2 separate regions of the Mus musculus genome follow, and region 2 is linked to region 1. The links are chromatin loops, found by intact Hi-C in ENCODE. Cell type or tissue: gastrocnemius. All regions are shown on one strand.

What was found. A loop is a pair of places that touch in the nucleus more often than their neighbours do. Peaks named below come from ENCODE experiments on the same cell type or tissue, not always from the same donor. Only the 100,000 strongest peaks of a DNase experiment are listed, where the experiment ranks them.
Region 2: a loop joins it to region 1, with 2.0 times the contacts of the local background. A loop is called at or near these places in 16 of 42 quality-filtered maps.

What each region holds. Positions count from the first base shown.
Region 1 is chr19:11,775,940-11,778,439 of GRCm38, reverse strand. Stx3 (syntaxin 3) reads left to right here. Exons shown (of 11, transcript NM_152220.2): 11 at 1-955. Among named protein-coding and RNA genes, the nearest start is that of Mrpl16, 6.8 kb to the right of the region's middle. In gastrocnemius, a CTCF peak has its summit at 997 (motif pointing left); a DNase peak (open chromatin) is centred at 1,000.
Region 2 is chr19:11,818,529-11,821,028 of GRCm38, reverse strand. It overlaps Stx3 (syntaxin 3), which reads left to right and starts at 1,626. Exons shown (of 11, transcript NM_152220.2): 1 at 1,626-2,337. The coding sequence starts at 2,308. It overlaps Gm41810 (a long non-coding RNA gene), which reads right to left. Exons shown (of 2, transcript XR_003952942.1): 2 at 1-2,376. In gastrocnemius, a CTCF peak has its summit at 972 (motif pointing right); DNase peaks (open chromatin) are centred at 630, 979, 2,117 and 2,492; H3K4me3 peaks cover 1,805 bases; H3K27ac peaks cover 1,438 bases.

The DNA.
Region 1 (2,500 bases):
TGGTCCAGGGACAAGGTGCTACAGTCTCAGGCTCTGGAAATGTCAGTCATTTGTGTGTTCCAGGTGTACTTTTGTAATTATGTATGTGAGAGATATGTACATAATTGTCTGCCTCTCAGGAAGTAGGAAAACTAGAAGATACTATGACCTCAAAAAAAAAAAAAAAAAAAAAGACAAAGGTAAGCAGCAGCTAAAATCAGCTAGGGAATATATGCTTACCTCAAGTGAATCACTGTAGAAATGTGATTTTTTCCCCCCTTGCCATCAAGCTTGTTTTCTGGATGGCTGCTGATATGGGAATCAAATGAGACCTTTGGAGTAAGGACTAAATTGGTTCCCATCGAAGTTTTCTGCATAGCAGATAGTGTGTAATATTTACCTCCATCTGTTGCTTACAAGAGGGTTGTCCAGAGAACCTCTCACACCCGTCTGATGTTATTTACACTATCCATGTGATGTTTCTGTCTGGCGGAAGAATTGGGAGGCTCTAGAGCAGTTCTTCCTGCTTTCTTTTGTCTCCTGTAATTCTTATCATGGAGGCAATAGCCTGGAAATCGTTAGTGATAAGCCTCAGACCTTTGGTGGTCCCTGCCAGTATCCCGGATTTTGGGTATATAACCCCCCAATTTAATGTTTCTATGGGATAGATGAGTAGTAATCTAGTCTAGGCACTGCCTATGAGCTTTCTTTGTAAAGGTACCTCCTCAGTCACCCAGCATTCAAGATGGAGCCTCAGGGATGCCTTCCTCCCTTTGGCTGTGATGTCTGGCAGGACTGACTCCGGCTAGGAGGGGAAACAACCCTTAGTGCAGGCCTTTTCTCTCCTCCTTCAGGCCAGCTGAAAGTTTGAAATGCCACATATGAAGGGCTTTTGTTGTTTGTAATTTTTTAAATGTAAACTTGATTATTTTATTGCTAATTTAAAAATAAATGACTTTATACTGATTGTAAAACAGCTCTGGGGCCATCTCTCTGCAATGTTTTGGTGATTTGGCGCCACCATGTGGTAACTTTTGGTGCCGCAGAAGCTCTAGAAATATCTGTTAGAATGCTATTCAGAAGGCAGAGAGGACACTCACATCATGGTCTGATTCTAAGTGTCTAACCTGGAAACATTCTCTACACAAGCCAGATCCATCCGTTTTCCTTCTGCATTCCCTGTCCCTTCTGTCCCTCCACGTCTGGCCCCATCTGTCTCCTTTTTGTCAAAGTGTGTATCTGCACAGTGATGTCGATTCTCATGTATTTCTCTCTCCTTGTGATGAGCAGAAGAAGATCATGATCATGATCTGCTGTATTATCCTTGCCATCATCTTGGCTTCTACCATTGGGGGCATATTTGCCTGAAAAAGGTAAGCTTTCTGGGGAGGGCCAGCTCTGCTGTCACTTACTTGACACACTTGTATTCTGGGTGCTCTGGGTGTCAGCAGGATGCACAATAAGGAGGGGGTGAGGGCTGGGTATAGGAATAGCTGAATTTTGGAGAAAACCAAGGAAAAGGGATGTTTTGGAGAGAAGTAGGTGGAGAACTATTGGGAGTAGGTGGTTAGTGAGGCAAGGTCGCAGTCTGCCTCGTGACGGAGCCTGGCAGTATCATGTTTCTCAACAGTGAGGGATGGCCATCCCTGTTGTAAAATCTTGAGCCCTTGTACCTGGAAATGGTAATAGAATTAATTTTTGCATCGGACTTGCCTTAAAATCCCCTGCTCCCAAGGTTAGTACAAGCTAGTACAGTTTTGAGAGTAGTTTCACACCCCTGCAGAGAAGAGGTGGTATCCTGGCCATGAACACCGTGCTGTGTAAAATATGATTTTTCTTTCCATTTTCTCTTACTTCGTTCTGCTTTTACAGATGGGATCTCAACGGGCATCTGCAATCTTCCACCTCTGTGGTGCCATCATGTCTCCCCTCAGTCTTCCTCAGCTATGTCTCTTTTCACTAGGAAACTCACAACACAGGGCACCAATCAACTGTTTATTAAATGAACAAATTAATGAAAATGTAGAATTGAAAGAGATAGGGATGAAGGAACAGGGAGCACGGCAATATACAGTTGGTTTAGATGGCCCTTAAAGGTCTGGCCTGCATGGTAGAGAGACATAACGAACGGGTCCCTGTTTAGAGCACAACACACACACAGCCTGAAGGCCAGGATGGTGGTGAAGAGGCAGGCATTACAACATGCCCAACTCAACAGGGTCATACTGAACTCAGTGAGGCTGTCTCTCAGATCATGGTACTCCCTACTTTTACTCTAATGGCTCTTCTAGGTCGCATTCTTAACCAACCACATGTCTGCTTCCTCTTTCAGGGTCCAAGAATAGTTTTTAATTCATAGATTGTTTAAGGATAGGCACTATGCCTATCTCGAATACTACCATGTCCCTTCTCTTAGCACACAGTGCCTGCCACTTTCAGATGTCTGCTTACTTATAGTCAAGCTTTGATTTCATTCATGGATGAGTCTTTGAGCTTGGCTTTTAACTCTTTAAGGTACCAT
Region 2 (2,500 bases), 43 kb before region 1:
TCAGTCATGGAAGGTACTACCTTGGGAGTATACAGAAAAACTGAGCAAATTAAAATGACCAGTGACCACTAACAAAAAGCTGTTCCATGCTATGTATCCTATGGTGGCCTTATCTAATGCACCTTTCTGATTCTATAATAGTCTGTGACTTTCATTGTATCACAGCTATTGTCCAGCTATGTAAATTAGATATCGGTAGTAAGCAGAGTGCTTCTATTCATGGAGATTATAAGGACTTAGTGTACAGGAGAAGCACGGTTTCTTCTCCCATCCCCAGAGCTAGTTTTGCATCAAGTAACCTATTCATGCCAGCCTTCCTGCTGTTTGTCTGTGGATCTGAATGAGTTTAACCTCTTACTGGTTGCTTCACTAATAAGCTAAAACATTAAAATATATTCATTTTATATTTGCATGAGAGTCACAATTTTTTCCCTGTTGAAATCAATTATATCCTTTAAAATAATTTGCTGGGACTTAAAAAAATTTTTTTTTTACTTGTATGAATGTTTTTGCCTGCATTATGTCTGTATACCACATGTGTGTAACCTCTGCAGAGCCCAGAAGAGGGCGTTGCATCCCCTGGAACTGTGTGTCACCATGTGGATGCTGGGAATTGAACCCAGGTCCTCCAGTCAGTGTTCTTTACTGCAGGGCCGTTTTTTGCAGCCTAAAATCAATCGCGTCTTAACTGGAATCCTTTGTTCTTGCTTCAAAATGAATCCATCCTCCTTCCTCACTTCTGTCCAGATTTCAGACGTCCACACTTCGAGAGTTTTTCACTGTAACCCCTCTTACTGGAGAGGTTGAAACAGGAGAATGGCAAGTTCAAAGCTTGCCTGGGCAATTCAGGGAGATTCTGTCTGAAAGGAGAAAACCTAAGGGCTGATGCTAGAGAATGAGCTCGGTGGCGGAAGGTTTTCCAAGTGTTTGCTGGGCTGGGGTGGGGGTGTTCAAGCCCTAGCTGTAGGGTTACGACCACCAGGGGGCGTGGAAACTTTCGCAGTCCTCGCTGGGCCAGCGTCAGGACAGGAGCCGGAGGTCAGATAGAGGATTAGAGTTGATTACCGCATAGTTGGCTCTAACAGCTCAAGCCCTGCCTTACTTGACTACCTTTATGGCAGCGGAGGAAGTCAGTAGGAGCGTGCACATCGCAGAGGGTAAAGTCCGGTTATAATTAGAAAGTATCTATGGCCTTTAAGATTGAACACAAAGTCGAGGATACTTCTCGAACTTGAGACCAAGTCTTCACTAGCGCCAATTGTTGACCACTACTCTGGTCGATACGCCATTTGTTATCCCCAAATCAAATACGGAGGGGAAGGGAATAGGGGCACCGTTGAAGAGGAAGGGCAGTGAGAAGAACCACACTTTTCTAAAAATTCTTCAAATCCCAGGGCTCTTGACAGCAAGGAGGAGAGAGGTGGGCTTAAGTTTTCCAAATCAAACAAACGTCTTTATCCTACAACTCTGCCCGGTAGTTAAAAGTCAGTTGCTTCTTTTCTCGTACAGGCTAAGCAGAAAATTGCTAAGCAGCCTCTGATTTATATAGCTATGGAAACGGACTCTCCTAGATTCCCTCAAGTTATTCAAATTGTTAGTAAAAGGTGACTGGACCGCCTACACGACTTCGAGAGGCCCCACAACCACTAGCATCATAATCCCCAAATTCCTCGCCGCAGCCCGATCCAGGGCATCTCATCTGCAGTTACGCCCTACGGGAACAAGTCTCTGAGCCCGAACCGCACAGATTTTATACCCAACAGGTCCCTTCTTTAAGGCGGAATATCTCTTGAGCATCATCGGAACGTTTTCCCTCATCAAAGGGAGCAGGAACCAGCTTGTCTTCAACCTGAGGAGTCCGCAGAGGGCCGAACAATAAGAACAGTGCGGAAAATACGGAATCGAAGCCAGACAGACCACCCCCGCCTTTTTTTTTTTTTTTTTTTGTTTCTGCCTTTCGAGGGGCATGGGAAGGTGTGCCCGGAATGCTTCCGGCGCTGGAGCGCGCTGGCCCTTTAAGCAGGAGCTCGGGGAGCGGCCCAGGTATGGGGCGGGCCCAGGGGCGGGCGAGCCCTGAGCCGGCGCGGTCTCGTAGCCGGATTTGGAGCGCGGCGCCGGCGGGGGCCGGAGGGGGCGGCGCGGCGGACCTCGGTGGCCTCGGACGCTCCTCCTCGAGAGCGGCCGCCGCCCGCCTCCGCCCGCTCTAGCAGCTCTCTCGCCCCGGCCGGCAGCCGCCGCCGCTCCAGGCCGCTCACTTGGGACGCGCTCACCTGAGACAAGGCGCCCGCCGCCCTCACCTGGGCCAGGATGAAGGACCGGCTGGAGCAGCTGAAGGCCGTGAGTCCGCGGCGCTTGGGGGATCAGGCGGGCCCCGGGCTGCGGGGATCGGTCATCAGGATAAGTGGCGTGGGAGAGGGGCTTCTCCTAGTTCCCCTAACCCAGGCCGCAGGGGTGCTCTGCGCGCTAGGCCTCCCTCCGCCCAAGCCCCCGCCTCATCCCG